Linked DNA regions of Homo sapiens: all the other regions are linked to region 2. Evidence: read pairs that join two places in POLR2A ChIA-PET (ENCODE). Cell type or tissue: GM12878. All regions are shown on one strand. Each heading gives the region's core, and the rest is flanking DNA. Links, peaks and the distances in the headings are about the cores only.

Region 1 (10,262 bases), core at 614-5,613, 390 kb before region 2:
GCCGAATAACCAAGGCAATAGCATGGCCAGAAAACGTTTGAAAAGATGTTCAGCTTGACTAGTGTTAGGGAAATGCAACCTGAGATGAGAAAACATTTTTATCTCCAAAGATTTACAAATATTAAAACTCTTGATATGGCACTTTCACATTTTAAAATATGCCTGCGAGAAAACTTGCATGTGTGCACAAAGATGCATGTGGGAAGATTTCATTATATTCATTGTTTCTAACAGCACAAAATTAGAAATAACCTATATGTCCATTAATAGGAAATATATGAATAGGCTATGGTATGCCCATACTACGTATGCAGAAATTTCTAAGACTTGTTGATAAGGAGAAAAGCAAGTTGTAGGGAGCATATACTATAGTGATTTTCAGCCTCATCAGACTGAATGCCCCATTTTATAACAAATATTTATATTTTATAACAAACGTTTATATTTGTATATTTATAACAAATATTTTGTAATGTCTCCTTCACTTCAATGAAGTTTGTAGATAATTGCATATGATTCCACACCATTTCAACCAAAATTAATAGGCCATAAATGTGATAGAGGAAATAAAAGGAGTTTGTAGTAAAATTTTAAGTGTTTTAATATATAAATGCTCAGATTCTACCACACTAGAAGACATACTGAAGTAATCAAGGGTTCACTCCCATATACATAGTCAGCATAGGTATAAAGATTAGAAGTGCTAACTGATATGAATATGTTGCTTTGGTGACTTGAATACCATTGCTATTGGCAATATTGTTCTCCAAAATGGTGAACAACCTTTGAAAATTTTCCAAATAAAACAAAGTTTAGTCTTCCCTTGATTTACACAGTGGTTGAATTCCTGAAAATTTCTGTATATATTAAAGTCATATAAAACAGAGTTAGGCTGTAGGCTCAAATGATTATAAACATGCTTCACCTACATCACTGGCTGGAGAGCCATTTGAAAGTCAGGAGACATAGGACAATTAAGGTACTGCCCTGTACGTTTCAGGATGTCTTGCATCTTCGACTCCTCACCCATTAAGTGCCAATAATGGCCTCCAATTGGGATAACCAAAAATGCTCCCACTTATTTCCTAATTGCTCCCTGGGGGGCAGTACCATCCCTGCTGAGGACCACTATTCTAGACTGTTTCAAGGCTTTCAGCCCCTTCAGAGCTCACCATTCTCCCACTCTGGCAAGGCAGGCAAAGTTCTTAATTTCATTGGCCTTTCCTTATCTTATTGTAGGCTCATCAAGCCACCTAAAAGGGAGGCCTTAAAAATACATTAGTAGCCAGGTGTGGTGGCACATGCCTGTAATCCCAGCACTTTGCACTTTGATAGGATAAGGTGGGAGAATCACTTGAGGCCAGTTCAAGACCAGCTTGGGCAATATAGCGAGACCCTGTGTCTAGGAAAAAAAAAAAAAAAAAAAAAAAGCCAGGTGTTGTGGTGTGCACTTGACCCAGAAGACATTTAAATCAATATATTTTCTATGCATTTTTTTTTTTGAGACAGAGTCTTGCTTTATCACCCAGGCTGGAGTGCAGTGGCACAATCTTGGCTCACTGCAACCTCCACCTCCCAGGTTCAGGCAATTCTCGTGCCTCAACCTCCTGAGTAGCTGGGATTACAGGCAGGTAAAACCATGCCCAGCTAATTTTTTTTATTTTTATAGAGATGGGGTCTGGCCATGTTGGCCATGCTGGTCTTGAACTCCTGGCCTCAAGCAATCCTCCTGTCTCAGCCTCCTGAAGTGCTGGGATTACAGGCATGAGCCACTGCGCCTGGCCTTCTATGCATATTTCTTATATGTAGTTGAAATCATGCTATATAATGTTTCACCAGATATTTTACATTTTCATAGGTTTTGAAGAAATGCTTGTAAATATTGTTAGTGACCACATAATATTCTGTGACACAGTTACACCATAACGTATTTTCTCAGTCCCTCTTTTAAGGTATTTGAATTGTTTCCAGGTTTTTGTTATTACAACTTCATGATTAACTTCTTTGTATATGGAGCTTTTTAAAAGTTTTAAATGCTTTCCTTAACACAGCTTAGAGTCATTGATTGATCTGCATTGTGAAAATTAGGAAACCAGATGCTCCCATGTTCTCAAGGACAGCCTTTCTTAAGGAAGTCAGGTAGATATTAATGGGTTTTATGTGAAATGGAGTAACTGGGTTAAATATAATTGAAAAAGACAAGAAAACTGGTTTCTTTACTACTTCTTAGAGCCTTGACTATACTAATGGACATAATCTCCAAGAAGGAGAGATTTTCAAAATTTACAGTTTTTTCAAAATTATTTGATTTTAGAATATTCAGTAAACATTTTGTTCAGTGGAAGAAACTGAGAAACACTTTCTGGAATTATGGGATATTAGAATTAGAATGGACTTCAGGTATCTGGAGTATGCTAGACCTTAAAGCTCTTTCCAAAAATGAAGACAAGTCAAAAGACCATTCTTCCTTCCATTCCAAATAAAAGAGCTTTATATCCAATTTACAGAAAGCAGGGTGGGACATCTTGAAGATAAAATATATAGAAAGTAGCTGCTGCTTCCTCTCAGAAATTACTGGGATAGAGTTATGGGTCTAGGAAGCTGGAATGTCAAAACACAGGGACAGCCACTTTGCCCAGGCAACTGGCATGAAGGGAAGAAGTGAAAAGGGAAAGTGTGGCTGTAAACCTCTCTAAAGTTTCCAAACAGGGAATCCAGGCAATATTGGATCTTAAACATGGGTCATAGGATCTGGCGCTTTTATCCCTAAAATTTTTGGAGGAAAATAACGAGATATTTTAAGTTTCTTCTTTTCTTACTTCCAAACTACAGTACGTGGGCAACAGTGATGAGAGGAAGAGAGGAGAGACTCAACCAACTAGAGCAGGGATAAGGTTTCCCTTGTTCAGCTTTTCAGTGTCTGCTGGAATGTGATGGTAAGTTGAGAACAGGGTGAATGGGTGAGGCCTTTTTTATATCAGAAAGTTTTCCGAGTAACTGATCTCTGGCAAATATTTGGGGATTAGAATTCTAAAAGAATACAAACTAGACTTCTCTTCTGCTCTTCATGTTAGTTATACTTGTACCAGGTAGATTTGAGGTGGGGTCCAGTTACCTGAAAAGCGTAGCAGGTTCGAGTTTCTTAAAGGTGGAATTCCACCATGTTCTCCTGTGCAAAGGGTACCTGTTTACCTGGTCCACCAAACTGCCCCAGTACAACCAAAGGCTGTGACTGTGTAAGGATAGAACCAAGTGGAGCCACAGTTTGGACCCACGTGGTGCTGCGTGGCACACCTACTGTTAGTTAGCTCCCACTGTCTGGTACAGTTGTTTCCCCCAAAGGCTCAGTCCAATTTGTTCTATAAGAAGAGCTTTGTGTCCTGTATATTCAAAGGACCCTGGTTTTTGCTTTGCTGAGGACAAATCCAGTCAGAATTCAGCTGAGCCTTCTGCATGCTGAGAGCACTCATGTGCTGAGTTCCTCAGCTCCTCACTGACGTTTTGAGTACTTTCTTTCTGACTCACTCACTGTGCTGGTGGATTCCGCTCTTCCTGTCTCTTCCCCAGCTGCAATACAGAAACTATACTCTGTTGTCTACTCTTTCATTTCCTATTAGAAATATAAAGGGATAGAAATAAGAAGACCTTTTAGTCCTGGACTATCTGGTATTGGCCCCTAAAATGAGCCTCCAAATACTCCTTTTCATGGGTAAGTGGATGCTCCCCAGCCTGCTGGAGCAGAACCTTCCTGGCTCAGCTACCCTGAGATATCAGGACAAAAACATATAGTTGGTGTGATTTTCCTCTTTTTGTTTTTTTTTTTTTCAAGATAGAATCTGGCTCTGTCCCCCAGGCTGGAGTGCAGTGGCGCGATCTCGGCTCACTGCAACCTTTGCCCCACAGGTTTAAGCGATTCTCCTGCTTCAGCCTCCTGAATAGCTTGGATGACAGGTGCCTGCCACCATGCTCGGCTAATTTTTGTGTTTTTAGTGGAGACAGGGTTTCACCATGTTGGCCAGGCTGGTTTCGAACTCCTGACCTCAAGTGATCCACCCGCCTCGGCCTCCCAAAGTGCTGGGATTACAGGCATCGGCCTGTGCCTGGCCGATTTTTCAATCCATAGATTAATATGTTCAAGAAATATTGCATGTCTTTGTTTTCTGTAAATTTATTTCTGTTACCAAGATCCCCACCACCATCTGCTTTGTTGGTGGGCTTCTCACAAATCCTAAGATTATGCAAAGGTATCCAGATTTTATTTGGCACCAAGATGCTGAGAAGTTTCTTCTGGTCATCAGACTGCTTCTGAAACAGCCACTATCCAGTCCTGGCAGTCCCGTCAAGTCTAAAAGCTTGTTGCCTTGGGACCCCAGAATCTTAGGTAGGGCTTAGAACCAGGGTGTCAGAGATCCAACTCTGTGTACCATATTGCTCCTTAGAACTGGGGAGTAGGACCCCAAAGGCCTCCTTATCCTTGAGAGTCTGACAATTCCTTAAACTTCCAGATTCTGCCCTCTCAGCTGTGCTGTTGGTCTGCATCACCTCTATCTCTTAAGCATCTATCCTAATCCAAATCTCAGGATTTGGGTTTACCCAAAAGGTAATAGAAAGCCTTTGCCTTCATGTTGACTTGGCTTTCCTTGCCTAGCACTTGGTTGCTTGCTTGAAAATCATGTATGTATATATATAAAATGTAGAAGCCCAATTCAAATTAATAATGTAAAAATTTATTCTGTTACACAGATTACCTCATTGTCAGGTAGGAAGTGAAACGTATGATATTCTTCCTGGCCTTTGCCTTGAGAGTCTTCTGGAGCCTGAAGAGGGTGGGGCAGACAACCATGGACTGCTAGAGAATAAACTTTCTTTGAAGCTTCCTAAATGGATTAGAAAGAAGGGGTTCTGTCAAAGGGAAAGGGTCTATACAGATGTGACCAGCAGTTTGATTAGTTTAGATGTATGATTTAGTAGCCAATATAAGAAACTTGTAATTTTTAGTAATTAGAATTTATTATAAATAATAAAACAGGGTATTAATTATTAATATTATGGTATCTTTGGGGTGTCACTTTTCTGGCCAGAAACCTCTGTGGACAAGTGGCACCTCTGCCCAAGTATTGCTTGGGCCCACTGGGCTCATTCCACCCACCCGGCCTGACAGGCTGCACTTGGCTCATGCTACTGGCCTGGATCCCATGCCTGCCAAGGGAGATTGCATGGAGTGACAAGGGGTGTGTGGGGAAGTGTGGGGTCTGGCTATTTTTCAGTCAGATGTGCCAGCTGCTGCAGTGGGGTGGTCAGCTCCAGGTACCAGCATGGGCACCAGCTCTCCACGAGGCTGCAGCTGGACCAGTCGCACTCCAAGCAGCTTCCACAGCTGGCACCAGGGAAAAGGTGGTGCCCAGAAGCTTGGAGATGCCAGGAACCATAGGGCCCCAAAGAGGGAGTCACAGCCCTGGCTTGGAGAGCTCCCAGGTCTGGGCTTCCCAAAGGGCTGCAGCTCTTCTTTTCTTCTCTTTGCCCACAACATGTTGAGCAAGGGGCATGTCTCAACCCTGTTTGTGTTACAGGTCTTTTAGCCTCATTTAGTGGGTCCAAAGTTCTTCAATGAGGTGCACAGACAAGTAGAGGGTGAGCAATGAGAATGAGGTACACAGACAAGTGGAGGGTGAGCAAGACAAACAGGAGCTATTGAGTGACAATAGCTCAGAGGAGGCCTTGGAGTGGGTAGCTCCTATCTGCAGGCAGGTCTTCCTGTCATCTCTGTGGCTCTCAGCAGAGAGGAGGCCCTGGAGTGGGTAGCTCTTCACTGCAGCTCATTGTGCTGATGTCTGCTGCTCTCAACAGAGAGGGGTCCTGGAATGGGTAGCTCCTCTCTGCAGCTGGTCGTCCCAACATCTGCTTAGCTCTGGCTGAGCCCAGGGATTTTATGGGCCTCAGAGGGGAAGAAGTACATATCGATTGGTCCATATGTGGCCATGGGCAGGCCCAGAAAAGCCATCACAAGTTCTCACTCCAGTCCATGGGACTGGCATCCTGGCCCCCAGCTTTCAAGCCCTCCCTGGCCTGAAGGTGTGACGTCACCAGGGACCCATCCCCTTCTACCCAGGAACCTGTCTGCCTCCTTCCGTTGATGGTACCCAGGCTGTAGGTGCCAAGCCAAGCTGCCCTCAGCTCCCCTCAGTTTCCTTCTATGCTCATTGTGCCCAAAATCTGGAGGGGGCCAGGGCGGCAGGGGGCTGGTGTGTCAGCACTGCCCAACTTTGCTCTGAGATCAGAGAAGGCAGGGAGAAGCTAGGCAGTAGGAACAGGCATTTCCATGCCTGCAAGGGCAAGGGGGTATCGGGGGACCTGCCCCAATAATCACGTAGGTTCTTTTCTATTTTCCTAAGCGTCGGCTGACTTGAGAAATAAAAGGACAGAGTACAAAAGAGAGAAATTTTAAAGCTGGGCATCCGGGGGAGACATCACACGTTGGTAGGATCTGTGATGCCCCACAAGCCACAAAAACCAGCAAGTTTTTATTAGGGATTTTCAAAAGGGGAGGGAGTGTGCGAATAGGTGTGGGTGACAGACATCAAGTACTTAACAGGGTAATAGAATATCACAAGGCAAGTGGAGGCAGGGTGAGATCACATTGCTAATGAAGTTTCAGGCACCATTGTCATTGATAACATCTTATCAGGAGACAGGGTTTTGAGATCACCCGGTCTGACCAAAGTTTATTAGGCGGGAATTTCCTCTTCCTAATAAGCCTGGGAGCGCTATGGGAGACTGGAGTTTATTTCACCTCTGCAATCTCGACCATAAGAGACAGGTACGCCCCGGGGGGGCCAGTTCAGAGACCTACCCCTAGGTGCGCATTCTCTTTCTCAGGGACTTTCCATGCTGAGAAAGGAATTCAGTGATATTTCTCCCATTTGCTTTTGAAAGAAGAGAAATATGGCTCTGTTCTGCCCGGCTCACCGGTGGTCAGAGTTTAAGGTTATCTCTCTTATTCCCTGAACAATTGCTGTTATCCTGTTCTTTTTTCAGGGTGCCCACATTTCATATTGCTCAAACACATATGCTGTACAATTTGTGTAGTTAACGCAATTATTACAGGGTCCTGAGACGATACACATCCTTCTCAGCTGACAGGATTAAGAGATTAAAGCAAAGACAGGCATAGGAAATCACAAGGATATTTACTGGGGAAGTGATAAGTGTCCATTAAATCTTTACAATTTATGTTTAGAGACTGCAGTAAAGACAGGCATAAGAAATTACAAAAGTATTAATTTGGGGAACTAATAAATGTCCATAAAATCTTCACAATCCACATTCTTCTGTCATGACTTCAGCCGGTCCCTCCGTTTGGGGTCCCTGACTTCCCGCAACAAGGGGGGCCTTCCTGGGCCCCCAAGAGTGCAAGGATGCCTGGGTCTGCAGCCACGGTTTGGGCAGCTGGAGCTGTGCCTGGGAGGGTGGAGCTCCCACCTGCCCCTCTGGGCCCTGAGAGCACAGGGATGCCTGGGTCTGCAGCCACGGCTTGGGCGGCTGCAGCAGCATCCAGGAAGCTCTCACCCCAACTTGGAAGGGGCGGGTCTCGCGCTTGTCCCTGGCTTTTGCCTTCTCCATGGAGCATGCAGCCCTGGCCATGCCTAGTTGCTGCAGCCAGCGTGATGGCAGCAGCTGCTCCAGATGGCCTGCTGCTGCCATCATTAATATGTAGCTATTAAACACAGTTGGTGAATCACTTTTTTGTCTCTTAAATTATTTTGCAATAATTTAATATTTATGACATACAAAAATTATATATATTTAATGTATACAACTGAATGTTTTTGTGAAACATTGTGAAATGACCATCACATTCCAACTAATTAACATATCTATTACCTGTATATAGTTACCATTTTTATACCCTTTGACCAACATCCTCCATTTCCCCCTCTTCCCAGCCCCTGGCAACCACCATCCTACTTTCTGTTTCTATAGTTTGACTATTTTAGATTCTACATAAAAGGGAGATCATGCAGTATTTCTCTTTCTGTGTCTTGCCTATTTTGTTTAACATAACTTCCTCCAGCTTCATTCATTTTGTTACAAATGGCAGGATTTTCTTTTTTAAAGGCTGAATAATAGTCTGTTTTGTATGTGTGTATAATCACATTTTCTTTATCTGTTCATCACTGAAGGACATTTAGGTTGTTTCCATATCTTGACTGTCGTGCAAAATGCTACAGTGAACAATGGGAGTACAGATATCCCTTTACTATCCTATAGGATTGTTTGATCATATGTTCTATTTTTTTTTTTCTTTGAGACCAAGTCTCGCTCTGTCGCCCAGGTTGGAGTGCAGTGGCGTGATCTGGGCTCACTGCAAGCTCTGCCTCCTGGGTTCACACCATTCTCCTGCCTCAGCCTCCCGAGCAGCTGGGACCACAGGCATCTGCCACCATGCCCGGCTAATTTTTTTTACTTTTAGTAGAGATGGGGTTTCAGCATGTTAGCCAGGATGGTCTTGATCTCTTGGCCTTGTGATCTCCCCGCCTCGGCCTCCCAAAGTGCTGGGATTACGGGCGTGAGCCACCGTGCCCGGCCATGTGTTCTATTTTTAATTTTTTGGGAACCTTCATACTTTTTCCATAATGGCTGTATGAATGTATATTCCTAACAGCAGTGTACAAGGGTTCTCTTTTCTCCACATCCTTGACAACATTTGTTATCTTTTATCTTTTTGATAATAGCCTAAAAGGTGTGAAGTGATATCTCATTATGGTTTTGATCTGCATTTACCTGATGATTACAAATGTTGAACACATTTTCATATGCTTATTGGCCATCTGAATTTCCTTTTTTGAGAAGTGTCTATTTTGGTTCTTGGCCCATTTTTTAATCCAGTTATTTGTATTTTTAGCATTGAGTTGTATGAGTTCCTTATATATTTTGGATATTAATCCCTTATCAGCTATATAGTTTCCAAACATTATTTTCCCATTCTGTAGGTTGCCTTTTCATTTTTTGGATTATTTCTTCTGCTCTGCAGAAGCTTTTTAGTTTGATGTAATCCCACTTGTCTATTTTTTCTTTCATTGCCTGTGCTTTTGGTGTCATATTGAGAAAATTATTACAAGACCAATGTCAAGGTTTTCCCAATGTTTTCTTCGAGGAATTTTGCAGTTTCAAGTTTTACATTTGAGCCTTTTGTCTATTTGAGTTGATTGTTGTGTAGTATGAGATGGGGTCAGATTTCATTTGTGTGTGTGTGTGTGTGTGTGTGTGTGTGTGTGTGTAGATACCCAGTTTTTCCAGTACTGTTTATTGAACAGATTATCCTTTCCCGATTGTGTGTTCTTAGCACCCTTGTCAAAGTAAGTTGTTCATTAATATGTGAGTTTATTTCTGGGTTCTCTGTTCTGTTCCATTTTGTCTGTGTCTGTTTTTATGCCAGCACCATACTATTTTGGTGATAGCTTTGTAAGATAGATAATTTGTAGTCAGGAAGTGTGATGTCTCCAGCTTTTTGTTCTCGTTCAAAATTGCTTTGGCTATTCAGGGTTTTTTGTAGTTCCATATGAATTTTAGGATTTTTTTTTTCTATTTTTATAAAAAGTGCAATTGGGATTTTGATAGGGATTGCATTGAATCTGTAGATTGCTTTAGGTAGTATGGACACTTAGACGATATTAATTCTTCCAATCTGTGAACATGAGATGTCTTTCCACTTATTTGTGTTTTTATTCCATTTATTTGTGTCAGTTATTTTGCTGAGTCCCGTAAATTCCTAAGTATTTTAAAATTTTTGTTGCTAAAGTAAATGAGGTTGCATTCTTAATTTCCCTTTCAGATAGTTCATCTTTGGTATATAGAGATGCTATGGAGTTTTATATGTTGATTTTGTGTCCTGAAACTACGGAATTCATTCATTAGTTCTACCAGTTTCGGGGGGAGGTGCGGGGAGAGAGAGAGAGAGTGAGAGTGTGTGTGTGTGTGTGTGTGTGTGTGTGTGTTTGTAGTCTTTTGAGCTTTTTATGTATATGGTCATGGCATGCAAAAATAATCTTACTTTTTCCTTTCTGACTTGGAAGCCTCTGTTTTTCTTGCCTGATTGCCCTGGCTATGACTTCCAGTACTATGTTGATTAACAGTGATAAGAGTGAGCATCCTTTCCTTGTTCTGTATCTTAGAGGAAAGAAAAGCTTTCAGTCTTTCACCATTGAGTGTGATGTTAGTTGTGGGCATTTCATAAGTGACCTTTATTGCATTGAGGTAAATTT
Region 2 (10,262 bases), core at 2,470-7,469:
TTATATTGTCCCCCAGGGACCCAGGTGGGCTGGGATGGTGGCGCGTGTCTGTAATCCCAGCTACTCAGGAGCCAAAGCAGAAGGACCTCTTGAAGCCAGGAGTTCAAGGCCAGCCTGGGCATCAAATTTTTTTTTTTTTAAATTAAAAAAATTTTTTTTTAGAGACAAGAGGGGTAGAGTGAACCACAAATGACATCACCACCGACCCTGCCCAGCAGCCCTGCACAGCACTCACAGGCCACTGCCCCCTCTGTGTACCTACCCTGTGGCCCCCTCGACCTGTGACCTCCATATCCTCACCCGGGGCCTCCTGCTCCTCCTCACAGTGTATCTAAGAGGCCACTCCAGGGGGAGGGCAGATACACTGTCAGCACCATGAAACCTTCCTGCTTGTCCTGGGCAGGAAGACTTCAGACCAATTTCTTTAAAAATTCTCCCTGTCTGAGGTATCCTTCTAGAAAATGATGAACTCTGCTACTGCAATTAAGCCGATCTTTACAATTCCAGGGAAATCTATAAAAACAGACGTCCGTTGTTCTATATTCTTTTGGGATTCATTTCTTTAAGGTCACCGAGTTAGGCTCATGACAATGCACTGCTCTGGCTTAGATCAGCCACAGCGAGGAGAGGCTTCGAAACGAGAACCTCAGACCTCTGATGAAACTGCTGTGTCCAAAAAGTAAAGAGAGGAAGCCGTCTCTGACGAGCTCAGTCAATAACAACGTCCAGTCTGGAGACGTCAGGCCAAAAAACCCGGGGGAGGAGAGGAGGTCCGCAGTTACAGCCAAGACCTCTGGGTTCTGGCCTGCGAATGTAGCTCACCACCTCCCCTGCACCTACACCTTCCTTTCTTTCTTTCTTTCTTTTTTTTTTTTTTTTTTTTTTTGAGATGGAGTCTCGCTCTGTCGCCCAGGCTGGAGTGCGATGGCGCGATCTCAGCTCACTGCAAACTCTACCTCCTGGGTTCACGCCATTCTCCTGCCTCAGCCTTCCGAGCAGCTGGGACCACAGGCACCCGCCACCATGCCTGGCTAATTTTTTGTATTTTTAGTAGAGACGGGGTTTCACCGTGTTAGCCAGAATGGTCTCAATCTCCTGACCTCGTGATCTGCCCACCTCGGCCTCCCAAAGTGCTGGGATTACAGGCGTGAGCCACCGCGCCCGGCCTGCACCTTCCTTTCAATGGGGCATCAGCACCCCAGAGCTGGAATCCTGCAACTGCCCAGCTCCCACCCCATCTCCTGGACCCGTGCCTCCCAGAGGCCCCTTCAGGGGTGTAGGCTGTAGAGGTCTAGGCCCTAGTTGGCTGCCAACTAGAAGCGGTCCCCCGTGAAGGCACAGTGCTGATAGGTTTCACGGTCATTTCCAAGTCCACAAATTCTTTTCAGCTGTCATTTGTTTGTGCCTCCCACAAACATTGAAGGGGTACCAGTTAGGTCACAGGCCCTGTCCCAGACCAGGAGGGGCTCCCTGCCGTGGCAACATCCCCAGTCCAAAAGGGAAGGAGCAGAAAGAGCCTGAGGCAGAAGGGCTGGTATGGGGAGCATTGAGTTTGCCTGGGATGAGGTTGGGGTGCAGGGTTTGTGGCCCGGGGGTCTAGAGGGTGTCCATGACCCAGAAGTAGGAACCCACAGACAGAAGGAAAAGAAAAATTACAGGAATTGTATCCTGGCTTGGTGTGACACAGGTCCTATGTCAATTAAACACCACGACGATCCTAGGCGGCAACTATTGCAACCGCGTTCTGGAGCGGGTCTAGCTAGGAGTGGTGGCACACGCCTGTAGTTCCAGCTACTCAGGAAGTCGAAGCAGGAGGATCGCTTGAGCCCAGGAGTTTGAGACCAGCCTGAGCACATAGTGAAATCCCATCTCAAAACCAAAACCAAAAAGCAGAGGATCTTAAAGGCCCAAAACCACAGAGATCATGAGTGGTGGGGCCAGGCTTCGGACCCCAGTTGGTCTGGCTGTGTTGAGGAAGAAGAGCCAGCACCCAGGCTGGGAAGCTGTCATCAGATATGGCAGGGGGTGCTCACATTGGCACTGGGCACAGTAGCCATCAGATGCTAATAAGAGGTTTGTCAGAACCCTGGTGGGCCTCACAAATTTTCACCACCAGATGGCCAACAAGTGGCTACTTGGCTCCAGGATCACATGGAGACCACGGGGTCACAGAAGGTGGGTGTAGAGGGGGCTGGGGAGAGCTGCAGGGCATCCGGCCTGCCCCGGGGGTGCCTGCTTCTCACCCCAGGCTGAGAGGGGCTTTAGCGGGACCCTGGCTGAACTTGAGCAGTATTCCCTGAGTGAGGGCACTCGGCCGCTATCTATCTCATGCCAGGGCGTGGTGTGGCTGCATCATGCTTTGTCCCTTTTCTGGCAAAGGCAGTATGTCCCCATGGGATAACGTGGTCCGGGGCAGTGAGCTGGCTGAGTGTCCTTCTAGACTGGCTCATGCAGCTGCCTAGAGGGGCCCACGGCCTGGAGAGGAAGACCAGGGTGGATACCAGACGCCGGGGGCTGAGGAGGGAGTGAGAGCCACAGAATTCCAGTTAGCAATCCCCCACTTCCGTGGGGGCCCCAACGGACTCCACGCAACACCGCAAGCACGCAGAGCCCAGGGCCAGCCTCCCCCGCACCTGACAAGGCAGGTCTTTTCTGCCTCCACCCAGGTTGACCGGTGGGGACGGACAAGGAAGGGGTCTGGGTGGGAAAGAGAAGAGGCACCTCGCCCCTCACCCTCACACAGGCTTCAGGTGGCCTGGGGAACCACTTCAGCTTTAGAGTTTGAAGTTTTGTCTGTTACACAGGGTTAGAGATGTGAAGAACTGGGACGCATTTGTGACTTTCGGTGACCATAGAACTTTGACTTAGAGTGACCAGAGGAGCTGAGTTTTGCCAGGAGAAATCCCCCAGCACCAAGGGGCCTAGAGGGCCCAGGAGCTGCTCCCAGCTGCTTTTCTGGTTATTCTCCAGGTCCCATGGGATCTGGGGCAGGCAGAGCTGGAACAGGTCCTGGGGCGCAGGGAGGAAACGTCTCAAGGAGCCCCAGGTGTTTTCTGTGCAGGGAACGGATTTGAGAACTTCCCTTCCACTTAGAGAGTTTAGGAGGATTTGAGATTTGCCCTGTGGAGAGCGGGGCCTGGAGGTGGCTGCAAGGAGCACCCCTGAGGCTCAGGGAGGGCAGAGTTGGGGCAGAGAGTGAGGAGGGGCTGGTGAGGACCTGAACTCTCCTGCCTGGCCTGCCCTGCTGCAGGGGCAGGGAGTTTGGCCCAGGGGGAGTTTTCTGAACAGGAGCTTCTTGAACCTGCTGAATGTGGATAGGATGGTGCAGGGAGAGGGGAGAGGGCACCCATAGTGAGGACCATGGGGGAGGAGGGGTGGAGCAGGAGGGCAGCAGGGCCATCAGAGGCAGGGTTGCCACACGGTGTCTGGGAGGGCCCCCGCCCCGTCCCCGGGCTTGGCTGTTTGTTTTGAGTCTTCAACTCCTCTCCTGTGCCTCCCCACCCCCACAGAACTGCAAGCGCAGACATCTCATCTGGGCAGCGCCGTGGATCCCTGCTTAGTCTGCCCACCCTGCTTTACAGGAGACTGTGTTTTGGGGGGTGACACACCCTCCATCCCTCACTTCTCTGCAGCTCCAGGGAAGTCCCTCCCACACTGTGAGGAAGCCTTGGGCCTGGCCAGAAATAGGGGCGATGAGCGGGGGCGTTTGGGAAAAGCCCAGGTTCTGGAGGCAACAGGCCTGGATGCGGCTCCTGGCTCTGCCACTTCAAGGCTGTGCAACTTGGGCAGCTGGCTTTACTTCTCTGACCTCAGTGTCTCCCCACAACACAGGGGGAGCAACAATGCCAGCCTTAAGGGGTTGTGGTGGGATTAATTGGGACCTGGAACCCAGCTACTTGCCACGGGCCAGGCTGCCTTTCCCCAGGGACAAGAATGAGACAGGGAGTCCTCCTTGGGGATCTACAAAGGCAAATCCCAGCTGGGTGTGGTGGCTCATGCCTATTAACCCCAGCACTTTGGGAGGCCGAGGCAGGCAGATCACATGAGGTCAGAAGTTCAAGACCAGCCTGGCCAACATGGTGAAACCCCTTCTATACTAAAAATACAAAAAAGTATCTGGGTGTAGTGGCACAAGCCTATAGTCTCAGATACTTGGGAGGGTAAGGCAAGAGAATCGCTTGAACCCAGGAGGCGGAGATTGCAGTGAGCCGAGATCGCACTGCTACACTCCAGCCTGGGTGACAAGAGCTATCTCTGTTTTTTTTTTTTTTAAAAGGCAAATGCCAGCCCTATACCCTTCTGCCGGGTTAAATGACATGCCCTCAGTGCAGGGCACATAGGCCCTGATGGTCCAGGCACAGAAGGACCCCCAGGGGTCTTTCCCTGACCCAGACTTGGGCACTGTCCCTGTCCCGGGCGCTGGCCTGGCCTGGCTGAAGGCCCCTCAGGGGTGTGGTGTGTGCAGGGCTGGGGGCATGAACAGCCCTCTGCCTTCAGCCTCCAGCTGCTCTTCTCCCACCCTTGTTGGGAAAGAGTTTGTCAACCGCCCACGGGTGCCTGAGTCCTTCCTTTTCCGGTTCTTCTTATGAATCTGTGGCTGCTTGAACTTGGAGTTTGAGAGCTGGGCGGAGTTGCTATCCTCCCACACCTGGCGCGGGGACCACATGCCGAGTGAGTCCCTGGCGGGGTGTGCCCCCACGTGTTTGTGTGCCCACCTGGCAGCTTTCCTGTGGATCACTGATGTTCAGGATCAGACCTGCCCACCACCTGCACAACGCCCCCATCCCTCCAACTCAACAGCTCCCATCCAGTCCCCTCTCCTGCCCAACCAGGGCTGTCTCTGTGGCTCTGAGTCCCCAGCGATCCACAAACTCATCCTGCTCCTGCCCTGCCTGAACCGGCAGGGGCTCCCTGCTGGAGGAGACCCAGGAAGGAGTCTGAAATCAATTTACGGGGTCAAGACAAGCAATTAAAAAAAATAGAACATGAAGCATTTCATGCGTAGTAAGGGCACTGTTTGCGACCTTCTAGTTTCAGTTATATTCATACAATTGGGTTCAGACAGGGTCACGCTAAAACATGCATCTCTTAACTTTGGGCCACTGCTAAGAAAAATGGAAAGTCCCTGGCTTGGAGGATCCAGTTCTTGCCTCCCAGGACCTGCACAGCCCCGCTCAGCTGCTCTCTGGCCCTCACTCGCCCACTCCTGCGTAGACGTCAGCCTGCCACACTCCGGCGCCTTCGCCCGTGCTGTTCCGGCTGTGCGGAATGTCCTACCCATTCCTTCCTCTCCTGGGCTTTGGGGTCCCCCTCTGTCTCCAGGACATGCTCACTTCCTCCCTGAGCCACTCCTGGGTGTCTGGCTGCCCCGCACAGCACAGACTCTCAGGCGTCACTGTTAAGCCATGTGATCAGAAGAGCCAATGTCCCCTGGGTTTGGTTTCACCTTTTGCAGATGACAAAACTGAGGCTCAGAGAAGGCAAGAGGTTTGCCCAAATTGCAGTGGTAGACATGGGATTTTAAGCTGGGTCCCTTTGAGTCTGTAATCCCACTCTTGGTTTTTTTTTTTTTTTTTTTTTTTTTTTTTTTTTTTTCTGAGGCAGAATTTTGCTCTTGTACCCAGGCTCGAGTGAAATGGCACGATCTCGGCTCACTACAACCTCCACCTCCCCGGTTCAAGCAATTCTCCTGCCTCAGCTTCCCAAGTTGCTAGGATTACAGGCATGCGCCACCTCGCCTGGCTAATTTTGTATTTTTAGTAGAGGTGGGGTTTCACCATGTTGGCCAGGCTAGTCTCGAACTCCTGAACTTGGGTGATTTCTTGAGCTCAGGACTTTAAGATCAGCCTGCAGAATATAGTGAGACCCCATCTCTACTCAATAAATAAATAAATTAGCCAGGCATGATGGCATGCCTGTAGTCCTAGCTACTCAGGAGGCTGAGGCAGGAGGATCACCTGAGCCTGGGAGTTCGAAGCTGCAATGAATTATGATCATGCCACTGCACTCCAGCCTGGGTGACAAAGAGAGACCCTCTCTCAAAAAACAAACAGGCTGGGTGCAGTGGGTCACGCCTGTAATCCCAGCACTTTGGGAGGCCAAGGCAGGTGGATCACTAGAGGTCAGGAGTTCAAGACCAGCCTGGCCAACACGGTGAAACACTGTCTCTACTAAAAATACAAAAATTAGCCGGGTATGGTGGCAGGCGCCTGTGATCCCAGCTACTCGGGAGGCTGAGGCAAGAGAATCGCTTGAACCCAGAAGGCAGAGGTTGCAGTGAGCCGAGATCACGCACGCCACTGCACTCCAGCCTGTGTGACAGAGCGAGACTCTGTCACAAACAAACAAACAAACAAACTCCTCAAAGCAAGAAAAGAAAACATTCTCAAAGGAAAGAAATATACTTCTTTAAAGGGAGTCAAAAATTCAGAGGCTGTTTCCTTAAACTTGGGTCATCTAATAGGTAGACAGGGCCAGCAATAGGTAGGGGCCTGGGGACAATGGTAGTCAGAAATGGCCCTGCAGCACTGGGGGACTGTTATTGTCACCTCAGCTCAAGCACAGCCTGTGGCTCCCAAAACAGGAGTGACCCCCGAGCCCTCTACAGGCTGGCCCTGTGACAAAGCCAGTGCTGCAGAGGGCCAGATGGCATCCCTGTTCTGCAGCAGGGGCGGACATTTTGGGAAAGGAATGCACCGTGGAAAACTTGGTATGCTCTTATTGAAAATGCTCCCATGGGCTAGGCGCAGTGGCTCACGCCTGTAATCCCAGCACTCTGGGAGCGTGAGGTGGGTGGATCTCCTGAGGTCAGGAGTTTGAGACCAGCCTGGCCAACATGGTGAAACCCCGTCTCTGTTAAAAATACAAAAATTAGCCAGGTGTGGTGGGGTGGTGGGCACCTGTAATCCCAGCTACTCGGGAGGCTGAGGCAGGAACCTGGGAGGCAGAGGTTGCGGTGAGCCGAGATCGCATCATTGCACTCCAGCCTGGGCAGTAAGAGTGAAACTCTGTCTCAAAAAAAAAAAAAAAAGAAAAGAAAAAGAGAAGAAAAGAAGAAAATGCTTCTGTGGCTTCCTCTCACCCCCAGAATCTGCCACCCACAATCTCCCCCGTCCCTCACACTCTGCTCCAGCTGCTGAGGCTCCTCCCACCACCAAGTCATGGGCCAGGGCTTTGGTCCCGGCTCCCCACTGCATGGAACTCAATCCCTTCTATGGCATCAAGCGCGCGTTGTCAGTCAAGGGCGTGAGGACCCAGACAACGCTGATCAAAGGTATCCATCCCAAGTTAGGTCGATTTTAAAGGAAAACACTTTGATTCCCCAGGTACAGAAGAAAGCAGTTCCCACAGTCTTTATTTTAGGCATGGGGTTTGCCCTCCAATTTAATTCTGGCATCTCTCAGAGCTGTGCCTTTTTAAAGGCCCATCTGAAAGGCTGCGATCGGGGCTCTCAGAGCCCCAGCCATGTGCCTGAGCACAAATCCCAGGATGCCACAGATGAGCAAGCGGGCAGGACACAGGCATCAAATGCAAAAGCGTGTGGCCAAGTGGCTGGTGAGGGAGGGGCATTTTGCAGGACTTGGAAGACAACCTTTGAACAGAGACTATTTCGGAGCTTTTAGCACCGTTGCCTTTGGAATGGCGCCATCGGACAGGTTGTCACATCTTTCAACACCTCCAAATTACAAAGATGCCTCAAGACGTGGCCATTTCCACAGCCCATCCATGGCTCATTTTCATGCCTCTAGACCCCCGAACCAGGGTGTACGGTGGCCGCTCGGGGACACAAACCAAGTGCAGAACGTCCAAGGTTTGAATCGGGAATAAGCCTCACAAGGGTCAATCAGTGTCTTTACAGCAGTTGCCTCCTTTTTGCCTGTTTTGAAAGTCAAGGCCGGGCGCAGGTGCTCACGCCTGTAATCCCAGCACTTTGGGAAGCTGAGGCGGGCGGATCATCTGAGGTCAGTAGTTCGAGACCAGACTGGCCAACATGGTGAAACCCCATCTCTACTAAAAATACAAAATTTAGCTGGGCATGGTGGCACGCACCTGTAGCCCCAGCTACTCAGGAGGCTGGGCAGGAGAATCGCTTGAACCCGGGAGGTGGAGGGTGAGCCGAGACCGCGCCACTACACTCCAGCCTGGGTGACAGAGTGAGACTCTGTCTCAAAACAAAAACAAAAAAAGAAGGTCAAAAAAAGGTCAAGTCGCTCCAACTTTGGAGCTCATTTGAGAGTGTGGTCTGGGTCATCAGGGGACTCAGCCTCTCCTTTTATAGCCACCCCTGTACCCTCAAAGGGGCATCAGGATGGTGTGGAAGGTGGCAATAGGGCCAAAAGGGTGAGGTTGGGTCTGCTTCTTGTCTCTGAATTGGAGTGGGCAAAATGAAGTGAGGGGAACAGGCTGGGCGTGGTGGCTCACGCCTGTAATCCTAGCACTTTGGGAGGCCGAGGCGGGTGGATCACGAGGTCAAGAGTTTGAGACCAGCGTGGTCAAGATGGTGAAACCCTGTCTCTACTAAAAATACAAACATTAGCTGTGCGTGGTGGCGGGCGCCTGTAATCCCAGCTACTTGGGAGGCTGAGGCATGAGAATCACTTGAACCTGCGAGGCAGAGATTGCAGTGAGCCAAGATCTCGCCACTGCACTCCAGGCTAGGCGACAGAGCAAGACTCCATCTCAAAAAAAAAAAAAAAAGGAAATGAAGTGAGGGGAACAGACCCCCCAGAGAGTGCCTCCTTCAGCAGGGAGTGTTTGTTCACCCAAAGTCTCACCAAGGAGGGCCAGGCCCTGCCACCAGGAAGGGAGCTGACAGATGGAGACAGAAAGAGGTGGGAGAAAGGAAAGACTGTGGGCTGCAGGAGTCCAGACAGGGGGGCCCATCTCAGCCTGGGAGGGGCAAGGGGTTCCTGGGAAGGCAACTCTTGGAGTGTGGGTCATTATTTGGTTTTTAAATTAGAATTCTTTAGGTACCCCTACCACCTCCCAGTAACAGAGTGAAACATGTTCACTGTAGAAATTCTAAAAATGCCCAGCATTTTCGGAGGCCAAGGTGGGAGGATTACTTGACCTCAGGAATTCAAGGCCAGTCTGGGCAACATAGCAAGACCCCATTTCTGAAATAAATAAATAAATAAAATTAGCTGGGCAAGGTAGCAGTGCCTGCAGTTCCAGCTACTCTGGAAGCTGAGGTGGGAGGACCACTTGAGTCCAGGAGTTTGAGGCTGCAGTGAGCCATGACTGTATCACCTCAGTCCAGCCTGGGTGACAGTATGAAACCCCATCCCTCTTTTCTTTTTTTTTTTTTGAGATGGAGTCTCACCTTGTTGCCCAGGCTGGAGTGCAGTGGCATGATCTCAGCTCACTGCAATCTCTGCCTCCCAGGTTCAAGAGATTCTCCTGCCTCAGCCTCCTGAGTTGCTGGGATTACAGGCATGTGCCACCACACCCAGCTAGTTTTTGTATTTTAGTAGAGGGAGGGTTTCACCAGGTTGGCCAGGCTGGTCTTGAACTCCTGACCTCATGACCTCACCATGTTGGCCAGTCTCAAACTCCTGACCTCATGACCTCACCATGCTGGTCTCAAACTCCTGTTCACTGAGGCAGTGATCTGCCTGACTCGGCCTCCCAAAGTGCTGGGATTACAGATGTGAGCCATCACACTGGCTGAGACCCCATCTCTTTAAAAAAAAACAAACACATGGCTGGGCGCGGTGGCTCATGCCTGTAATCCCAGCACTTTGGGAGGCCAAGGCGGGCGGATCACAACGTCAGGAGATTGAGACCATCCTGGCTAACACGGTGAAACCCCACCTTTACTAAAAATACAAAAAATTAGACGAGCATGGTGGCAGGCGCCTGTAGTCCCAGCTACTCGGGAGGCTGAGGCAGGAGAATGGCGTGAACCAGGGAGGCAGAGCTTGCGATGAACCGAGATTGTGCCACTGCACTCCAGCCTAGGGGATAGAGCGAGACTCCGTCTCAAAAAAGAAACAAAAAAAGAAACACAAAAAACATACAAACAACAAGAAAAAGAAATTCTAGAAATGACAACAAAATCTCAAGAAGCAAGCCGAACTTGTTCAGCTGAACAGTTCTGCCACCCGACCTCACAGCTGAGTATCTTGCTATCTTTCTTCCCATCCCTTTACGAAGCTGAACTTGGAAGGAAGAGAAGAGCAGGAGGCAGACAGTTGGGGGAGGGGTGTGGAGAGAGGTTTCAAACGCAAGAAAGTTCTCGGGTAAAGCTTCTCAAATTCTTG
Region 3 (10,262 bases), core at 1,948-6,947, 320 kb before region 2:
ACCACCATGCATGGCTAATGCTTGTATTTTAGTAGAGACGGGGTTTTGCTATGTTGGCCAGGCTGGTCTCAAACTCCTGACTTCAGGTGATCCACCCACCTCAGCCTCCCAAAGTGCTGGGATTACAGGTGTGAGCCACTGCCCCCGGCTGATATACTCATTTTATAGATGAGAAAACTGAGGCACAAAGAGACTAAGTTACTTTACAGCATTGGGGTTGAAGCCCAGGCAGCTGGTGCCAGAGTCAGTTTTCTGACTCTCGCAGCACCTATACCATGATATCTACCTGTATGATTCTAACCTTGTGTATACCCCTGCCTCCTTCAGAAGTACCCACTATCATGATAAATTCATTGTGTTCAACATTCAAAAAAAAAATGGGGCGCAGTGGCTCACTCCTGTAATCCCAACACTTTGGGAGGCCAAGGCAGGTGTATCACCTGATGTCAGGAGTTCGAGACCAGCCTGGCCAACATGGTGAAACCCCCGTCTCTACTAAAAATACAAAAATTAGCCGGCATGGTGGTGGGCACCTGTAATCTCAGCTACTCGGGAGGCTGAGGCAGGAGGATCGCTTGAGCCCGCGAGGTGGAGGTTGCGGTGAGCCAAGATTGCGCCGCTGGACTCCAGTCTGGGCGACAGAGTGAGACCCTGTCTCAAAAGGAAAAGAAAAAAAAGACCTCTAAACAACCCACAAACTGGGAGAAAATTTTTGCAAATCACATGTTCCATAAGGGACTTGTATCTAGGATACATAAAATTCTTACAACTCAGTAATGAAAAGACAAATAGCCAAGTTTAGAAATGGGCAAGGGAGACAACACCAAATGCTGGTGAGGATGTGAAGCAACAGGAACTCTCCTTACTGGTAGGAACGCAAAATGGTACAGCAGCTTTGGAAGACAGTTTGGCTTTCTGACAAAACTAAACATACTCCCATCAGAAGATCCAGCCATTGCATTCCTTAGTGTTTACCCAAATGAGCTGAAAACTTATGTCCACACAGAAACCTGCACATGGATGTTTACAGCAGCTTTTGTTTTTGTTTTTGTTTTTGAGATGGAGTCTCGCTCTGTCACCCAGGGTGGAGTGCAGTGGCGCGATCTCGGCTCACTGGAAGCTCTGCCTCCTGGGTTCACGCCATTCTCCTGCCTCAGCCTCCAAGTAGCTGGGACTACAGGCGCCTGCCACGAAGCCCAGCTAATTTTTTGTATTTTAAGTAGAGACGGGGTTTCACCATGTTAGCCAGGATGGTCTCGATCTCCTGACCTCGTGATCTGCCCGCCTTGGCCTCCCAAAGTTCTGGGACTACAGGCGTGAGCCACCGCTCCCGGCCAGCAGCAGCTTTATTTGTAATTGCCAAAACTTGAAAGCAACCAAGATGTCCTTTAGCAGGTAAATGGATAAATAAACCTTGGTATATCCAGACAATGGACTATATTCAGCACTAGAAAGAAATGAGCTATTAAGCCATGAAAAGGCATGGAGAAACCTTAAATGCATATTAGTAAGTGAAAGAAGACAATCTGAAAGAGCTACATACTGTATGATTCCAACTATATTACATCCTGGAAAAGGCAAAACTATGGAGACAATAAAAAAGATGGCAGGGGCTGGGAGTGGGGAGAAATGCACAGAGGTGGTGCACAGAGAATATTTAGGGTAGTGAAATTACTCTGGATGTTATAATGGTGGATACATGTTATTACACATTTGTCAAACCCTACAGGATGTACAACACCAAGAATGAAACCTAATGTAAACTATGGGATATGGGTGATACTGGTGTGTCAATGTAGCTTCATTGCTTATAACAAATATATCCTCTGGTGCCTGATGTTGTTGGTGGGGGGAGGCTATGAGTGTGTGTGGGGTGGGGGAACCCTGTATTTTCTGTTCAGTTTTGCTGTGAACTCGAAACTGCTCTTAAAGATGAAATTTTTATTTTAATGGGTAAAGTATTTGAATAACCATTTCTCCAAAGAGGATATACGGGTGACCAATAAGTACATGAAAAGACATTCAACATCATGAGCCATTAGGGAAATAAAAATCAAAACCCTCGTGAGATACCATTTCTCACCCAGTAGAATGGCTAGAGTGAAAAAGGCAGACACAGCCAGTCACGGTGGCTCACACCTGTAATCCCAGCATTTTGAGAGGCCAAGGCCAGTAGATCACTTGGGTTCAGGAGTTTGAGACCAGCCTGGCCAACGTGGTAAAACCTCCTCTCTACTAAAAATAGGAAAATTAGCTGGGCATGGTAGTGCATGCCTGTAATCCCAGCTACTAGGGAGGCTGAGGCAGGAGAATTGCTTGACCCGGGAGGTGGAGGTTGCAGTGAGCCCAGATCATGCCATTTCACTCCAGCTTGGGTGACAGAGCAAGACTCCATCTCAAAAAAAAAAAAAAAAAGACAAAAGATAGTGTTGGCAAGGATATAGAGAAATTAGAACTTTCTATACTTTGCTGGTGGGAATGTAAAATGGTGTAGCCATTTGGGAAAACAGTCTGGCAGTTTCTTAAACAGTTAAATATGGCCAGGAGTGGTGGTACTCACTTGTAAGAGGCCGAGGCAGAAGCATTGCTTGAGCTTAGGAGTTTGAGACCAGACTAGGCAAAATAATGAGACCGTATTTAAAAAAAAAAAAAAAAGTTAAACGTGGACTTACTATATGATCCAGCAATTCCAATCCTAGGTATTTACCCTGAAGAAATTTTTTTCCACACAAAGACTTGTATGCAAATGTTCATAGCAGCATTATTCACCATAGCCAAAAACTAAAAACACCCAAATGGCTATCTGTTGATAAGTGGATAAACAGAAGGTGGTCTGTCACCCAGGCATGGTGGCTCATTCCTATAATGTCAGGATTGCTTGAGGCCAGGAGTTTGAGAACAGCTTGGGCAACATAGTGAGACTGCATCTGTTGAGGGAAGTCAGGAACCCCGAACGGAGGGACCGGCTGAAGCCGTGGCAGAAGAACATAAATTGTGAAGATTTCACGGACATTTGTTAGTTCCCCAAATTAATACTTTTATAATTTCTTACACCTGTCTTTACTGCAGTCTCTGAACATAAATTGTGAAGATTTCATGGACACTTATCACTTCCCCAATCAATAGCCTTGTGATTTCCTATTCCTGTCTTTAATCTCTTAATCCCGTCATCTTCGTAAGCTGAGGAGGATGTATGTCGCCTCAGGACCCTGTGATGATTGCATTAACTGCACAAATTGTTTGTAGAGCATGTGTGTTTGAATAATATGAAATCTGGGCACCTTGAAAAAAGAACAGGATAACAGCAACGTTCAGGGAACAAGAGAGATAACCTTAAACTCTTGACTGCCAGTGAGCCGGGCGGAACAGAGCCATATTTCTCTTCTTTCAAAAGCAAATGGGAGAAATATCGCTGAATTCTTTTTCTCAGCAAGGAACGCCCCTGAGAAAGAGAATGCGTCCCTGAGGGTAGGCCTCTGAAATGGCCACTTGGGGGGTGGCTGTATTTTACAGTCACAGCTGTAGGGATGAAATAAGCCCCAGTCTCCTGTAGCGCTCCCAGGCTTATTAGGATGAGGAAATTCCCACCTAATAAATTTTGGTCAGACCGGTTGTCTGCTCTCAAACCCTGTCTCCTGATAAGATGTTATCAGTGACAATGCATGCCCAAAACTTCATTAGCAATTTTAATTTCGCCCCGGTCCTGTGGTCCTGTGAACTCGCCCTGCCTTCATTTACCTTGTGATATCTTATTACCTTGTGAAGCATGTGATCTCTGTGACCCACACCCTATTCGTACACTCTCTTCCCTTTTGAAATCGATAATAAAAACTTGCTGGTTTTATGGCTCAGGGGGCATCACGGAACCTGCTGACATGTGACGTCTCCCCCGGACACCCAGCTTTAAAATTTATCTCTTTTGTACTCTGTCCCTTTATTTCTCAGACCGGCCGACACTTAGGGAAAATAGAAAAGAACCTACGTGAAATATCAGGGGTGAATTTTGCCCGATAGCATCTCTACAAAAATTTGTTTAAAATAGCCAAGCATGGTGGTACGTGTCTATAGTCCCAGCTACTCGAGGGGCTGAGGTAGGAGGATTGCTTGAAGCCAGGAGTTCGAGGCTACCATAAACTATGATCCTACCACTGTACTCCAGCCTGGGTGACAAAAAAACAAACCTAAACAAAACACAAAATATGGTGATACGGTTTGGATATTTGTCCCTTCCAAATCTCGTCAAAATGTCATCCCCAGTGTTGGAGTTGAAGCCTGGTGGAAGGTGAATGGATCATGGAGGCAGATCCCTCATGAACGGCTTAGCACCATCCCCTTGGTGATGAGTGAGTTCATCTGTAATCTGGTTGTTAAAGGTGTGTGGCATCTCCCGCTTTGCTCTCTTGTTCCTGCTGTCACCATGTGACATCCCTGCTCTCCCTTTTCCTTCTGCTGGGATTTGAAGCTTCCTGAGGCCCTCACCAGGAGCAGATGCTGGAGCCATGCTTGCACAGCCTGCAGAACTGAATCAATTAAACCTCTTTTTCCTCTCTCTCTTTTTTTATTTTTATTTTTTTTGATATGGAGTCTCACTCTGTCACCCAGGCTGGAGTGCGATGGCACGATCTCAGCTCACTGTAACCTCCGCCTCCCGGGTTCAAGCGATTCTCCTGCCTCAGCCTTCCAAGTAGCTGGGATTATAGGCGTACGCCACCATGCCCAGGAGGCAGAGGTTGCAGTGAGCCGAGATCACACCACTGCACTCCAGCCTGGGTGACAGAGCAAGACTCCGTCTCAGGGAAAAAAAAAAAAAACTACCAAATTGTTTTCCAGAATAACTGAATCATTTTACATTCTCATTGGCAATTCATGAGTGATCTAGTTTCTCCACATCCTCTTCTACATTTGGTGTAGCAACTGTTTACATTTAGCCATTTGGAATAAGTGTACAGGGATAGCCCATTGTAGTTTTAGTTTGCATTTCCTTAATGGCTAGTGATATTGAACATCCTTTCCCAAGTTTATTTCCAATGTGTATATTCTCTTTACTGAAGTGCTTTTTCATGTCTTTTGCACATTTTTATTTAGATTATTTATTTTTGAGTTTTGGGAGTTCTTTATATATTCTAGATACTAGTCCTTTATCAGATACGTAGTTTGCAAATATTTTCTCCCACTCTATGCCTTTTCATCCTCTGAACAGGGTCTTTCACAGAGTAAAAGTGCTTAATTTTGATGAAATCTATTTTATTATTTTTCCTGTTATGGATTGTGCTTTTAGTGTCAAGACTAAAAATGCCTTGTGTAGCTCTAGGTCCAGAAGATTTTCTCCTAAATGTTTGATGATGTACATTTAAGTCCATGGTTTGGTTTGGTTTTTGTTTTTTGGTTTTTGTTTTTCTTTGAGACAGTCTTATTCCCTCACCCAGGCTGGAGTGCAGTGGCATGATCTTGGCTTACTGCAACCTCTGCCTCCCAGGTTCAAGCGATTCTGGTGTCTCATCCTCCAAAGTAGCTGGAATTATAGATGCGCACCATCACGCCCAGCTAATTTTTGTATTTTTAGTAGAGACAGGGTTTCACCACGTTGGCCAGGCTGGTCTTGAACTCCTGACTTCAAGTGATCTACCTGCCATGCTGGAATTATAGGCATGAGCCACTGCACCTTGTTGTAATTTTTGTATATAATGTAAGATTTATTTCAAGGTTCATTTTCTTGCCTATGAATATCTGATTACTCCAGAACCATTTGTTGAAAAGCCATTTTTCCTCCATTGAATTGCATCAGCACCTTTGTAAAAAACCAACTGGGCACATATTAGTTGGTGACAAATTCTTTTAGTTTTCCTTCCTTTGAGAATTTTACAATTTCCCCCAGCATTCTTGAAGGATATTTTCATTGGATATGGGATTCTGAGTTGATAGTTTTTTTAACAATGGAAAAGTGTTGTGTCACTTCTTTCTGGTTTCTGTTGTCTCTGATGAGAAATAAGCTGTCATTCAAATTATTTTTTCTATATAAGTAACATATTGTTTTTCTCTGGCTGCTTTCAAAAAATTTTTTTGTTTTGTTTTCAGAAGTTTGACTATAATGTATCTTGGTGTGAACTTCTTTGGGTTTATCCCAATTGGAATTCTCTCAGCTTCTTGAATCTATTGTTTTATGCATTTTGCCAAGTAGGAAAGTTTTCTTTGAATATTTGTTCATTTGATTATTTATTTATTAATGTATTTTTTTGAGACAGGGTCTTGCTCTGTTATCCAGGCTGGAGTACAGTGGCAGAATCATGGCTCACTGCAACCTAGACCTTCCAGGCCGAAGCGTTCCTCCCACTTCAGTCCCCAGAGTAGCTGGGACCACAGGTGTGCACCACCACACTCAATTTTTTTGTTTTTGAGGCGGAGTCTCGCTCTTTCACCAGGCTGGAGTGCAGTGGCATGATCTTGGCTCACTGCAATGTCTGCCTCCCAGATTCCAGTGATTCTCGTGCCTCAACCTCCTGAGTAGCTGGGATTACAGGTGCCTGCCACCATGCCTGGCTAATTTTTGAATTTTTGGTAGAGACGGGGTTTTACCAAGTTGGCCAGGATGGTCTCAATCTCTTGACCTCATGATCCGCCTGCCTTGGCCTCCCAAAGTGCTGGGATTACAGGCGAGAGCCACCACGCCCGGCCCCCTCCTATGTTGTCCAGGCTGGCCCCAAACTCCTGGGCTCAAGCAATCCTTCTGCCTCTGTCTACCAAAATGCTGGGATTACAGGGATGAGCTATCATGCCCCACTCTGATCTTTTATTAACAGTCTCACAGGCCCTGAGGTTGTGTTTATTATTTGTTTCTTTTCTTTTCTTCTTTTTTTTTTTTTTTTTTTTTTTTTTTTTGGTTGAGATGGAGTCTCGCTCTGTCGCCCAGGCTGGAGTACAGTGGCGCGATCTTGGCTCTGCCTCCCGGGTTCACACCATTCTCCCGCCTCAGCCTCCCGAGTAGCTGGGACTACAGGTGCCCACCACCATGCTCGGCTAATTTCGTTTTTGTATTTTTAGCAGAGACGGGGTTTCACCGTGTTAGCCAGGGATGGTCTCGATCTCCTGACCTCATGATCCACCCACCTCAGCCTCCCAAAGTGCTGGGGTTACAGGCATGAGCCACTGTACCGGCCTCTTTTATTTTCTCTTTTCTTTCTTGTTTACTTTTTCCAGTCCATTTTCTCTCTGTTGTTCAGATTGAGTAATTTCTGTTGTCCTGTCTTCCAGTTAACTGCTTGTGTTGTCCTCTTTTCCACTTTTGAGCCCATTCACTGAGCTTTTTATTTCGTTGTTGTATTTTCTATTTCTAAAATTTCTATCTGATTCTTCCTTATATCTCCTATTTCTATGCTGAGACTCTTTTTTATTTTTTCAACATGTTCATAACTGTATTTTTTTTTTTTGAGATGGAGTCTCACTCTGTCGCCCAGGCTGAAGTGCAGTGGCACGATCTCGGTGCACTGCAACCTCTGCCTCCCAGGTTCAAAAGATTCTCCTGCCTCAGGCTCCCGGGTAGCTGGAATTACAGGCATGCACCACCACACCCAGCTAATTTTTGTACTTTTTGTAGAGACAGGGTTTAACCACGTTGCCCAGGCTTGTCTCGAACTCCTGGACTCAAGCAACCAACCTGACTTGGCCTCTCAAAGTGCTGGGATTACAGGCATGAGCCACTTTGCCCGGCCTGAGTTGCATTCCTCTATGAATTTTAGAAAAAGCAATCAATTTCAACAAGAAAATTGCTGGAATTTTTATTGATTACACTGAATCTATAGATTAATTTGAGAGGAACTGACATCTTTAAAATGTTGAGTCTTCTGATTCATGACCATGGTATGGCTCTTCATTGATTTACATCGTCTTTAATTTCTCTCAGCAATGTTTTGTAGTTATTAGTGTATGATTTTGCATGTAGCTTTTGTTATATTTTTTGTCTATGTATTTTATATTTTGGATGCTGTTATAACTGGTTTTTAAGAAGTTTTAATTCCCAATTGTTTATTCCTATTATATAGCAATATAATTGATTTTAATACAGTGATCTTGCATCCTTCAGCCTTGTTAAGCTGTAGTTGCTTTTTGGATGATCCCACAGGATTTTACACACAATCATGTTATTTGAAAATACAGTTTTATTTCTTTCTTTCCAATCTGATTGCCTTTTACTTCTCTTTTTTGACTTGTTCACTGGCTAGAGCTTCTAGCACAATATCATACAGAAGTGATGAGGGTAGACCGGGTGCGGTGGCTCATGCATGTAATCCCAGCACTTTGGGAGGCCGAGGCAGGCGGATCACCTGAGGTCAGGAGTTCGAGACCAGCCTGGCCAACATGGTGAAACCCCATCTCTACTAAAAATACAAAATTTAGCTTGGCGTGATGGTGCACACCTATAATTCCAGCTACTTGGGAGGCTGAGGCAGGAGAATCGCTTGAACCTGAGAGGCAGAGGTTGCAGTGAGCTGAGATCATGCCATTGCACTCCAGCCTAGGTGACAGAACGAGACTCTGCCTCAAAAAAAAAAGCAATGAGGGCAGACTTTTTTTGCCTTAAATTAAGACATTCCTGGCCAGCTGTGGTGGCTCATGTCTGTAATGCCAATACTTTGGGAGGCCAAGGTGGGTGGATCACCTGAGATCAGGAATTTGAGACCAGCCTGGCCAACATGGTGAAACCCCGTTTCTACTAGAAATACAAAAATTAGCTGGGCGTGGCGGCAGGCACCTGTAATCCTAGCTATTCAGGTGGCTGAGGTAGGAGAATCACTTAAACCTGGGAGGCGGAGGTTGCAGTGAGCCAAGATTGTGCCCTTACACTACAGCCTGGGTGACAAGAGTGAAAGTCTGTCTCAAAATAAATAAATAAATAAATAAATAAATAAATAAAGACATTTCTGAACTTAGGAACAAAGCATTTAGTATTTTACCATTGAGTATGTTGCTAGCTGTAGGTTTTTCGTAGATACCCCTCATCGGATTGAAAATGTTTCCATGAATTCCTCGTTTGCTGGGAATTTTCTTTTCTTTGAGGTTCAGATGTTGATTTTGTGAAATATATTTTATGCATCTATTGATATAATCATGGAATTTTTCTTTTTCTGTCTGTTAATATGGTTAATTTCATTTATTGGTTTTTGAATGTTGAACCAACCTTGCATTCCTGGGAGTAAATGCTATAGATAATGTTGTATATATTTACATATTATTTTCAATGTGATAAGATTTTGTTAATATTTGCATCTGTGTTTATGAGGATGTTAATCTGTATCATCTTTACCTGTTTTTTTTTTGTTGTTTGTTTGTTTTTGAGATGGAGTCTTGGTCTGTTGCCCAGGCTAGAGTGCAGTGGCGTGATCTTGGCTCACTGCAACCTCTGCCTCCTGGGTTCAAGTGATTTCCCTGCCTGAGCCTCCCGAGTAGCTGGCAGTACAGGTGCTTGCCACCATGCCCAGCTAAATTTTGTATTTTTAGTAGAGATGGGGTTTCATCGTGTTGGTCAGGCTGGACTCGAACTCCTGAACTCAAGTGATCCGCCTGCCTCAGCCTCCCAAAGTGCTGGGATTACAGGTGTGAGCCACTGTGCCTGGCCCATTAAGGTGCATATGTATTTAGGATTGTGATATTTTCCTGTTGGACTGATTTTTTTTTTTTTTTTGAGACAGAGTCTCGCTCTGTCTGCCCAGCCTGGAGTGCAGTGGCGTGATCTCAGCTCTCATCTCACTGCAAGCTCCGCCTCCTGGATTGATGCCATTCTCCTGCCTCAGCCTCCCGAGTAGCTGGGACTACAGGTGCCCACCACCACACCCGGCTAATTTTTTTGTATTTTTAGTAGAGACGGGGTTTCACCATGTTAGCCAGGATGGTCTTGATCTCCTGACCTCGTAATCCGCCCGTCTCAGCCTCCCAAAGTGCTGGGATTCCAGGTGTGAGCCACTGCGCCCGGCTGGACTGATCTTTTATCGTTATGTAATGTCCCTTTTTGTCTTTTTTTTTTTTTTTTTTTTTTTTTGAGACAGAGTCTCACTCTGTTGCCCAGGCTGGAGTGCAGTGGCGCAATCTCGGTTCACTGCAAGCTCCACCTCCCGGCTTCACACCATTCTCCTGCCTCAGCCTCCAGAGTAGCTGGGACTACAGGCACCCACCACCATGCCCAGCTCATTTTTTTGTATTTTTTTAGTAGAGACGGGGTTTCACCATGTTAGCCAGGATGGTCTCGATCTCCTGACCTCATGATCCACCCG

What was found. Peaks named below come from ENCODE experiments on the same cell type or tissue, not always from the same donor. Only the 100,000 strongest peaks of a DNase experiment are listed, where the experiment ranks them.
Region 1: POLR2A ChIA-PET joins it to region 2 with 5 read pairs; 3 of 35 experiments call an interaction of 5 or more read pairs at or near these places.
Region 3: POLR2A ChIA-PET joins it to region 2 with 6 read pairs; 2 of 35 experiments call an interaction of 5 or more read pairs at or near these places.

What each region holds. Positions count from the first base shown.
Region 1 is chr22:42,027,888-42,038,149 of GRCh38, forward strand. WBP2NL (WBP2 N-terminal like) reads left to right here. Exons shown (of 6, transcript NM_152613.3): 6 at 1-588. Among named protein-coding and RNA genes, the nearest start is that of WBP2NL, 34 kb to the left of the region's middle. In GM12878, for the core only: no CTCF peak of the experiment used is centred there; a DNase peak (open chromatin) is centred at 3,534; H3K4me3 peaks cover 892 bases; H3K27ac peaks cover 2,774 bases.
Region 2 is chr22:42,414,432-42,424,693 of GRCh38, forward strand. The region is part of intron 1 of NFAM1 (NFAT activating protein with ITAM motif 1); the gene reads right to left. Among named protein-coding and RNA genes, the nearest start is that of NFAM1, 13 kb to the right of the region's middle. RefSeq lists an enhancer at 4,952-5,071. In GM12878, for the core only: no CTCF peak of the experiment used is centred there; DNase peaks (open chromatin) are centred at 5,220 and 5,340; H3K4me3 peaks cover 969 bases; H3K27ac peaks cover 1,433 bases.
Region 3 is chr22:42,092,239-42,102,500 of GRCh38, forward strand. The region is part of intron 3 of NDUFA6-DT (NDUFA6 divergent transcript); the gene reads left to right. Among named protein-coding and RNA genes, the nearest start is that of NDUFA6-DT, 6.4 kb to the left of the region's middle. In GM12878, for the core only: no CTCF peak of the experiment used is centred there; no DNase peak of the experiment used is centred there.